Regions from separate parts of the Mus musculus genome. Here region 1 is linked to region 2. A link is a contact called in ENCODE Hi-C or POLR2A ChIA-PET data. All regions are on one chromosome and are shown on one strand. Each heading gives the region's core, a stretch centred on a gene start or an enhancer-like site at or near the end of the contact. The rest is flanking DNA. Distances are from core to core; before and after follow the strand shown. Region 1 holds the start of Ddx41 (DEAD box helicase 41). Region 2 holds the start of Fam193b (family with sequence similarity 193, member B).

Evidence for each region. Hi-C counts contacts between places; a loop is a spot of excess contacts on that map. ChIA-PET counts read pairs that join two places held with the same protein, here RNA polymerase II (POLR2A).
Region 1: a loop to region 2 is called in a map of heart, with 7 times the contacts of the local background. The contact joins the promoter of Ddx41 here to the promoter of Fam193b in region 2. A Hi-C loop is called at or near these places in 5 of 37 maps with a recorded cell type or tissue (gastrocnemius and heart). POLR2A ChIA-PET finds 5 or more read pairs at or near these places in 3 of 5 experiments (Patski and embryonic stem cell).

The regions. Positions count from the first base shown.
Region 1 is chr13:55,533,487-55,538,681 of GRCm38, reverse strand. It overlaps Ddx41 (DEAD box helicase 41), which reads left to right and starts at 2,024. Exons shown (of 17, transcript NM_134059.2): 1 at 2,024-2,201; 2 at 2,276-2,386; 3 at 2,637-2,796; 4 at 2,878-2,952; 5 at 3,063-3,123; 6 at 3,257-3,393; 7 at 4,194-4,266; 8 at 4,366-4,519; 9 at 4,594-4,730. The coding sequence starts at 2,175. Gm46416 (a long non-coding RNA gene) reads right to left here and starts at 2,687. Exons shown (of 5, transcript XR_003950651.1): 1 at 2,590-2,687; 2 at 1,795-2,482.
Region 2 is chr13:55,569,219-55,574,619 of GRCm38, reverse strand. Fam193b (family with sequence similarity 193, member B) reads left to right here and starts at 3,500. Exons shown (of 11, transcript NM_145382.4): 1 at 3,500-4,915. Gm31364 (a long non-coding RNA gene) reads right to left here and starts at 3,524. Exons shown (of 2, transcript XR_873486.2): 1 at 3,195-3,524; 2 at 145-884.

The DNA of each region.
Region 1 (5,195 bases), core at 775-3,274, 34 kb after region 2:
GTGTCCCTAATCTTTAGTCCACATTGGAAAACTGAAGAAGCTAAGCTCTGATGTCAGCAGAGTAGTTGCAAAAGCAACATTTCCTCGGATCTCCTTATGTCCAGGATACCACTGAGAAAAGTACAGCACATTTGAGTGTAGTGTCTTCACCCCTTAGTTAATCCTTCCCGGAAATGGCCTTACAGGTTCACCTTGCTTAGCCTTTACACTTAGTTTTCCCCTCTGCAATGTGATCATGTGGACCTAGGTTGGATATGGACTTTTACATATGCATGAGACCAGAGGCCCTGAGGCCTTTACAACTATGCACCTGCAGCCCTAGCCAGTTGAGAGCTACCCACACCATACCAACACAATTGGAGCAGTTAAGGACAAACACCTTTTAGAATTAGATCTGCGTGTCCAGTGGGAATGGGCTATGTATACACTCGTAAACCTTAAAACAAAACACATACTAAACATCTATAAAGTCAAGGAATCCACTTCACCTTCCCAAATCCTATTTTAATGTGGTAGATTTACTAAAAATGTCTCACATGTGCCGTGTCCAGGCTTAAGTCTTTTTAAAGATCTGTTTTATGTGTGAGTGTTTTGCTCACACTGTAAGCCTGGTGTTGAAGGTCAGAAGAGAGCATTGGATTCCACAGAAATGGAGTTAGAAATGTGAGGCACCATATAGGTGCTGAGAATCCAATCTGGGTCCTCTGCAAGAACCAATGCTCTTGGCCTGAGCCACCCTCCAGCCCTGCTAAATGCCATTCTTAGCAAGCGTCTGCTAGGCTCTGCAGTTAACCCATACTCTTCTCCTCCCCCAAGGGAGCAGGAGCCAGACCACAGGCTCACAGCTCCTGCTTCTCAGCCTGTTTCATTTTTAGGAAAGGGAAAACAGTTGTAGCCTTTTCTCTGTATTGGTTAGCTTTGTTTTTCACACTTAAAACTGCTCTTTAAAATTCCAGTTGTGGCAAGAGTTAAAGTCTGGTCAAGTACCTACAAAGTCTAGCTTTGGCCTTCAGCACACGGTCACCAGCTAGGTGACTCCTGACTTTCTTTCACATTCCCCACCCCTCCACAATTACTCTTCCATTATGAATTCCGGGTGTTTGTTTCTTTACCATGAGTTCTTACTGTGTAGCCCCAGCTGGCTTCAAACTCAGATCTGCCTGCTGAGTGCTGGGATTAAAGGTGCATGCAACCACCTGGCTTTTGGATTTTAATTATTCTTCAAGAGAGGCTACTTGCTATGAATATCACGAAAATTGATTTGCACTTCCTTTGTGATTTCATGCTAGGTATTGTGATTATACACAATCCCAGCACTCATGAGGTTGAAGCAGGAGGATCACCACAAGTTTGAAGCCAACCTTGGCTACATGGCAAGACCCTCTCTTAGGTTAAAAAAAAATCATTTTATTTCTCCCAATCTCAGAACACTTTGGCACTCCATGGTGATCGATGCACCTATTACAGATAAAGACTTGGGAAGGAGCAGCCAGCACTAGCTCTGTCTTTCCTCCTTAAAGTAGGACTCCTAACAACCTGGGCCCGTCTCCTTACCTCACACCAGCCCCTGAGATCTCTGCAGATGCCCCAAGGAATCTGGTTATTTGCTCTACACTCTCAGCCCCTTTCCTGCTCTCTTGATGGTGACTCCTCCCTCCACTAACTCGAAAACCCAGATCCAGCATCTCTTCTGTGCTATCTCTAGCTTCCCAGGTGGTCACTCTGAGATGTATATCATTTACACACATAACATACAAGGTTAAAAAAGACCTTGACCATTATTTTACTTCTGACCCGTCGGAACAGCGGTGTTATCTCACGTTAATGAATAATATTTTGCGAGCACCGCTTGCAGGGCTGAAACTCCTGGCCGCCAGAGGGCACAACGCTCCCCGGGAGCGTGCGGGAAAGGACAGCGTGCGGAGGGTAGGGCGTGTTCAACAGATTCATCCTTTAACCCACGACTTGGATCTTCTGCGCATGCTTCAAATCCTCCCGCTACCCACAAGGCTTCGCCAGACCCAATTGGCTCCGCTGCGCGTCCGTAAACGCGCTGGAAGAAGATTGTCCCGGTTCGCGATCCGGCGCTCACGCCGTTGCTAGGCGACCACAGCAGTTTTTCCTATCTGATTGGAGCTCAGATGCCCTGGCATTGCGCATGTGTGCAGCCTAAGATGGAGGATTCGGAACCGGAGCGGAAGGTGGGACTGAGGTTTGGTCCACGCGAGGGGGTGCGGGCAGGGGGAGGGGCCGCGGCTGACTCGGGTCTCCGCAGCGGGCACGCGCGGACGAGGCGACCGCGGGTGGGAGCCGCTCCGAGGACGAGGATGAGGACGACGAGGACTACGTACCCTATGTGCCGTTGCGGCAGCGCCGGCAGCTACTGGTGAGGGGCCGCATCCCTGGTGCAACGGCGACATGTCCCCGGCCGTCAGCGGGAGGGGGGATCTGGGGAGCTGTAGTCCTACCTTGGGTCGTGGTTCTGAGGAAGACCAGGGACTAGTGAACCTGAGTTCCGGACAGACGTGCGCCTCAGTGCACACGATCCCCTTCCCGGAAAAAGCCCTCCCGGGTGCTGTGCCCCCTCACCTGCTGGGTCCTGGGCTTGGCTCTGAGGGACACTGCTGGGACCTCAGCTCCAGAAGCTGCTGCAGCGAAGACGCAAGGGCGCTACGGAGGAAGAGCAGCAGGACAGTGGCAGTGAGCCCCGAGGAGATGAGGACGACATCCCGCTGGGCCCTCAGTCCAATGTCAGCCTCCTGGATCAGCACCAGCACCTCAAAGAGAAGGCTGAAGGTGGGCCTAGCAGGAAGGAGAGAGGACGGGCCTAGGCCGCAGTGCTCCTGCTTCTCTGACCTCTTCGGCTTCTTTTCTCAGCACGCAAGGAGTCCGCCAAGGAAAAGCAACTGAAGGAAGAAGAAAAGATTCTGGAGAGTGTGGCTGAAGGCCGAGGTACCATTATAGTTGGTTCAGAGCAGAGGTGGACTGAGCCACCTCCTCCCGATTTCAAAGGCGAGACCTCTTGGGTGGTCTTGCTCATTGAGCCATGTCTGTCTCCTCAGCCTTGATGTCAGTGAAGGAAATGGCCAAAGGCATCACCTATGACGATCCAATCAAAACTAGGTATGCCTTTCCAGTAAGTATATGAGGTTGGGACTGGCAGTGGTACCCTGACGCCCTGCTGTGCGGACTGGGGAGGGAGCTGCCCCACCATACTCTACCGTGTTGCCCTCTCCTGCCCACCACCTACCCATAGTTGGACACCCCCGCGTTATGTCCTGAGCATGTCTGAGGAGCGGCATGAGCGAGTTCGGAAGAAGTATCACATCCTGGTGGAGGGCGATGGTATCCCGCCACCCATCAAGAGCTTCAAGGAGATGAAGTTTCCTGCAGGTACCCGAGGAGAAGGGAGACACCGTGCTTTATCATCTTGCCCCTGTGAGGTTGTGTATCCCAGCACCCACTGCGCTCAGCCGTGGGAATGGAGAGTTGGAGATAGGAAGTCTCTCTGTGGTTGTTGGTGGTACTTGGTTTTGGGGGGAGGAGCTCTTTTGAGACAGGATCTCTTTCGGCAGCCCAGACTGACCTCAAATCCAAAACAGTCCTCCTGCAGCATCCCTACTGAACGCTTGTGCTAGCTAGCACTGGAGGCATAACCACCACACCCTGTGGGCAGTTGTGAAACCACGTGTCGTTTTGGAGGCCCAATTGTCCCCGAACATAATATGTCCAGGCTTTCCTCACACTCAAAGATCCAGTTATCTGTGCCTCCTAGGTTCAGGGCTTATAGGCATGTCCCACCACTCCTCACTAGAGGAAGGGTTTTTTGTTTTGTTTTGTTTTGTTTGAGACAGTGTTTCTCTGTGTAGCCCTGGCTGTCCTAGTACTCACTCTGTAGACCAGGCTGACCTCGAACTCAGAAATCTGCCTGACTCTGCCTCCCAAGTGCTGGGATTAAAGGCGTGCGCCACCACCGCCCGGCGAGGAAGGGTTTCTTTGGACTTATTTTCAGATGCCTCGGCTATCTTCTGCTTCAACAGAGCTTCCATGAGAACTTAGGCCCAGTGAGCCAGTGAGCCTTGGACCTACTGTTTCCTGACACCCCAGCCTCTGTTTCACGATTTACAACTTACAGGGAAGAACTAATTCTACCGGACTCAGGATGCCAATTAAACTCCTGTTCTTTACTACAGCTATCCTTCGGGGCCTGAAAAAAAAGGGCATCCTCCACCCAACACCCATTCAGATCCAGGGCATCCCTACCATGTAAGTGTGGGCTGTGAGCATGACTGCAACAGAGAAGCCATGCCCACTTATCCAGCTGTCTCCTGCTGGGCCAGTCCTGAAGCTGTCCTCTCCCGACAGTCTGTCCGGTCGGGACATGATCGGCATTGCCTTCACGGGGTCAGGCAAGACACTGGTATTCACTCTGCCAGTCATCATGTTCTGCCTGGAACAGGAGAAGCGGTTGCCTTTCTCCAAGCGAGAGGGGCCTTATGGGCTCATCATCTGCCCCTCGGTAAGATAGGCTAATCCTGGGGTCGGGAGAAGGACTGTGCTGGCTTCCGGTACCAGCCTTGTCTCTGCCTGTAGCGAGAGCTGGCTCGGCAGACCCACGGCATCCTGGAGTATTACTGCCGTCTGCTGCAGGAGGACAGCTCACCCCTCCTGCGCTGTGCCCTCTGCATCGGGGGCATGTCGGTGAAGGAGCAGATGGAGACCATCCGACAGTACGTACTGATGGTCTCGGTGGCATCCCCTGAGTGTCCAGAGAGGTAGAAGAAGCCTTTAGATTGGCTACTGCATGGGCCTCACACAGTTCTTCTGGGAGTCCAGTCCTTGAGGGAAAATGGTTTGGGGTAGGATGGAAAGATGTAGCTGGATATTGTGGGAATAGAACAGATGGAATGCCCCATTCTCTGGGATATTGGAAGTCAGAAAAGGCATTGCAGGGAAGGTGCCATTTGAAATTGGGGGTCAGTTCAGGTAGAAAGCTCAGAGATTGAAGTCTAGGGTATCCAGAAAAATCAGAACTATTTACTGTGGTTAACCAGACTAAGGTACTGATGTGGACTGGACCCCAGTAGCACCTCTGCTTGGTCCTTTCCAGGTAGTGCAATCCTAGCAGACATCTCTAGCACTCTGGACCAGGCCCCAAGATGATAGTCATACCAGAACCCACCCCTATGTCTGAG
Region 2 (5,401 bases), core at 2,251-4,750:
CCAACCCCAGTGGGGCTTCTTAAATGAGCCTCTCTGTGTTTTTTCCTCCGCTGTCTTTTTTTTTTCTCTCTGCAGCTAGCCACACCTGACCTCCTGAGAAACTGTGTTGCTAAGCAACCGTTTTTTTGGTTGTTTTTTTCTTTCTTTTTTTTTTTTACCAGCTGCTCTTACGACTTTTTTCTCTCTTAAAGGAACAGAACTAAGAAACTGCTCTGTATCCTGAGCACACTCGTTTCTCTTCTCATCCAAACTTTAAGTTTGGATTTCTGTCTCAGATTTTTTGTAAGTACTTTCCCGACATCCAGTGCCAAATATAACTGCACTGCCTCTCACCTGGGACTTTTCTAAGCTTGCATTCCATGCCCCATGTTGGGCGCCATATACCCTTAAGAGTTTTTGTTTTTGTTTTTTCCCAAGCTTTGTTCCCAGAAACGATGACTCTGAAACTTCTTTTATATAGATCAATAACTTTCACTTGGTTCCCTGACTTGCTCATATCTCAATAGTCCAGTTTATTCTATTCTAGAGCCACATGGTTGTTTACCTGCTTCTCAGATTTATGTGTCTGTCTCCTCAGAATTTGGGTGAATCTCTCATGTACCTGATTCATTTCCAGAATTCTTTCTCTCCCATGCAGGTGTGTTACCTTTGAATTCTGCCTCAGCTAACTGGCAAAAGGCTTTTCTATTGACAGGTGAATATTTATACACAGTGCACAATGACCTTATCCCTACAACTTCCCCACTACATGGCATTACCTACCATGTTGGTCTGACTCTGACACCTCCTCCATCTGATTCCTCATGTTGAGTCCTCATGTGGTCAACTGAGACCTTCCCTCTTTTAGGGTACGGAAGTCCCGCCTTATTCTCTTCTGTCCAGTTCTTTAATGACCAATCAGAAAATAATGGAGGGCAGTGTTTTACAAAATACCAAATCAGGAAATGCTTCATAATAATGCCAATACCAATTCTGGACTACATTTGGATCTCTGGGTACAGAATTCATCACTTAAATACACAGTGCTCAAAAACATCCTCAATATTGCCCCTTTTTAGTCTAGAAAAGGACTTTCTCTTAGATTAGTAAGGTATATATAATAAGAACAGTTATGGAAGCTATCAGGTAAAATTACTGTTGCTAACTGTTTCTAATGCTTTGTCTTATTTAGACTCTCACAAGCATTGTTTCCAGACACTGAGGGTCCATAGCTGGCTTTGATCAAGAATTGCCGTGCTGGGCGTGGTGGCACACGCCTTTAATCCCAGCACTCGGGAGGCAGAGGCAGGCAGATTTCTGAGTTCAAGACCAGCCTGGTCTACAAAGTGAGTTCCAGGACAGCTAGGGTTATACAGAGAAACCCTGTCTTGAAAAAAATCAAAACAAAAAACCAAAAAAAAAAAAACAAAAACAAAACCCAAAAAATAAAAATTAATCATTGGCTGGAGAGATGGCTCAGCAGTTAAGAGCACTGACTGCTCTTCCAGAAGTCCTGAGTTCAATTCCCAGCAACCACATGATGGCTCATAACCATCTGTAATGGGATCCGATGCCCTCTTCTGGTGTGTCTGAAGACAGCTACAATGTACTCATATACATAAAATAAATCCTAAAAATAAATTAAAGTCAGGGTTTCTATTTCTACACAAAACATCATGACCAAGAAGCAAGTTGGGGAGGAAAGGGTTTATTCAACTTATACTTCCACATTGCTGTTTTTCACCAAAGGATGTCAGGACTGGAACTCAAGCAGGTCAGGAAGCAGGAACTGATGCAGAGGCCATGGAGGGGTGCTGCTTACTGGCTTGCTCTTTTATAGAACCCAAAACTACCAGGCCTGGCATGGCACCACCCACAGTGGGCCCTTTCACCCTAGATCACTAATTGAGAAAATGTCTTACAGCTGGATCTCATGGAGGCATTTCCTCACCTGAAGCTCCTTTCTCTGTGATAACTCCAGCTTGTGTCAAGTTGACACACAAGTACACGTATGCGCGCGCGCGCGTACACACACACACACACACACACACACACACACACACACACACAGAAATGTTGGGCCTGAGGTCACACAAATAATGAGGCACAGGCCGCCACAATCCAAAGTCAAACAAAAGCAGCTTTTATTCACCAAGGGAAACTCTCACCAAGAGATCTAGCTGGACTAGAGATGCAGTTAGGCTCGGGAGCTGAAGCAATGAGCCCAAGAAGTGGGCTCACAGGCCTTTTAAAGCAGAAAACCACAACCAGGTATGAAGTGGAAGATTAGGGTGAGGGTCTAGGCAACCTTTACCATGGTTGGTTGTGGTTAGGGGGCTTTCCAGAGGTCCTGGTTCCTGATTGGTCTGTGGTGGCCCCTAGGTATTCCAGGGAAAGAAGGGTGGCAACTGTTTCAGGATCTTGGAGAAAAGGCCAGATGTTCCTCCCCTTCCCTGAGTGGTAGACTCTAGAACATTTGTGGTTTTTCTTGGAATTGGGGCCATGCAAAACGGAGGACAGACTTCAAGATGGAGCAAGTTAGGCCAAAGAAGTTTAACCCAGTCCCACCGACACACACACATACACACACATACCTATTAAAACAATAAGATAAATAGAGCAATTTTTAAAAATTGATTTACTTCTTGGTAGTCAAAGTTTCAGATTTTGTTCTGATTGATGTTATCAATATAAATTCCACGTGTAACTACTAAAAAGTTCCAGTTTCACTCGACAAGGCATAAGACAGCATTGGAAACTTAAAAAAAAAATACATATATTTTTTTGTTCCATGTGCCTGAATTTTTCTCCCCCTGTGGGAAGAAAATGGGTGGAGATGACATATTAACAACTAAAATGCTGAGCTATTAAAACATTTCTAATTTTGCTTTGTGGGTTAAAGACCTCTCTCGCACATACCACTTAAAAAAAAAAAAAAACATTGCCAGAGTATGTGCTTTAATCATTTCATCCTTGTCACGCCGATCCTATTATCTATTTAAGTGACCCCCTTCCCCATCAGCCTCAAGAACGACCTGAGTCTGGGTCCTGCAGTTCTGAGCACAGAACGTGGGGCTCCCAGTAAACGACAAGTAAAGACCTGCCTATTCTTTCGCCTCAGGCTGACCACAGGTGTGGTGGGATGATATCTAGGAATCTATGGTAGGCATTTTGCAGCCAGTGCTTGTCCATTGCAAAATGGGAATAATTCGTACCTGTTTCCAAGTGATTTAGGGAGGAGCCAAGAGATGAGCGTGAAAAGTTCGCAGCAAAAAGATTAGTAACTCACTCATTATTTAATGGATAATTAAGCTCCTAGGCCCGCTATTACAGAGCCCAATGTGTTTCTCCAGCCGATCGCAGCCTTTCGGACTAGTGCTTAGGACAGGATCTCGCCCGGGGCTGGTCTCCTGCGAAGCCCAGCGAGGTGGCCTTATTAAAAATGGCGCTGGCGGCTTCCGTGGCGACTGCGGCGGCGCGGACTGAGTGTGCCCTCTGACCTGTTGGCAGCAGGCGGGGAGGGGCGCCGGGCGCCGCCATATTGGCTGTTGTCCTGTGAGGGGAGCGGCGGCGGCGGCGGCGGCGGCGGCGGCGGCGGCGGCGGCGGAGGCGCGAGAGGAGCCAGCGAGCGGGGGAGCGGCGCAAGAGGCAGCATGACTCGGAGGCGGAGCAGGCCAAGCGGCGGCGCGGGCCGGCGGGAGCGGGCGCGGGCCGCGGGGCTGCAGAAGCCCCAGGCGCCCGAGCCGCAGCCGCCGCCGCCGAGCCTGGAAGCGGGAGCCGGTGCAGGGCCCCCGGAGGTGCCCGCCGAGCTGGATTGCGACGGTCCCCGAGAGGAAGAAGAGCCCAAGCTGGCTCCAGGCCCTCAGGTAGGATCGAGCAAAACGACTCCGACTGCCGGGCTGCTTACACCTCCCCAGAGCGGGAGCGGGAGTGGGGCGGGAGTGGGCATGGACCATACTGTGGGTCTGGGACCAAATCCCAAGTCCGGGGCAGATGCTTTCAACCCGCTTGCCGGGAGTGGAAGCTGGACCCCTCTCCAAAGCCAAAGCTCAGCCAACCCTCTTGCGACCCTTGTAAAGCTACCCGTTCAGGCCCTGCTCCGGAGCTAAATCTTCTGACCATTTATGCTCTCTGGGACTCGCTCAGGTCCCGAGACCACCGCTTAGTTCTCTGCCCTCCACTTCCCTTTGGAGCCACCTGATTCCCCCCTATCCCCTAGCCCCTAAAAGACCATCATCTCAGGGCGCTGGAACCTGCAAGGCTGCAGCCTCTGTGCGCCCCTCCACCCCCGCCCCCAGCAGCTTCATCCCTTCCCCTGCACGGTCTGCAGCCGCTACCCTCAACAGCTGTACCTCTCTGCATCTGCCTTCCGGGACCTCTCTCCTTTCCCTACCCAGCAGAACAGTTGGCGGCCCCAAAGACTGTTAGAATAACTCCACTAAAGAGGAAACCCTTGTTCTCCTCCTATCTCCTGTCCCATAAGGAGCCCCCACTCCCACCTCCAACCCCCGCCAGTCCACTAGTTTGGTGAATCCTGCGAGACTAAGAGTATTTGGGAGGATTCTCGGAAGCTTCCAGCTTGCCACCTGGAAGGTCACTTTCTTTTGAGCAAAAAGGAGCAAACAGGAGAGGCGGGGGTGGCGTGGGCCACAGTTGCTCAGGGAGGGTTGTGGCACCCGGGGCTGGGTGGCTCACCCTAAGCTTGCTCTGACAAAAGAGTTTTGAGTTGGTTTTTTGGCTGAGCCTGCCAAGGAAGGCAGGCCCCTGCAGGAGTCTTGGAGGGTCGGATGCAGCGCCCGGATGAGGACGAGGCGTGGCGGAAGATGCGTTTGGCTCTGCAGACACTGCATCGGGCAGCAGGGGACTCTGGGAGGCTGGTGCAGCCTGAAGGCATGGCTCTTGACAGCCTTCTAGTAGAATCTCTGGAATTGTGCATGTGAGTGGGGATGCCATTTGGGGTACCATTCCTGGAACGCTTTCCCTGACCTCCCCAGTTAAACCAAGTGCCCCCTCTGTGCCCACCACCCTCTTTGCTTCCCTTCAATGGCACCACTCCTTCTGTGATGAAACTTGTTGATGTGTCTGTCCCAAGCACTGAACAGTGAACACCACGGGCTGGGAGGATGCCCTTCGTGGGCTCCTCCACGCCTGTCCCAGGCTTTGCCTTTATGGAGAAGTAACTAGGTGAAGGAGGGGAAGGTTGAATCAGGCTAGAACCTGCACTTATTGTAACCTACTTTTGATGCTGGTCTCCTTTGTGTCTCGTATCACGGTGAGAGGATTTTTAATTAATGAAAGTATCTCAACTTCTTGGATGTCAGAAGCATACCCAACATCCCGCTCTGCAGCCTAGGCTGTCACAGGTTGCCCTGTGCTCCTGCTGGGTCTCCATTTCAACCAGACATTGCTTCCCCTTCTTACC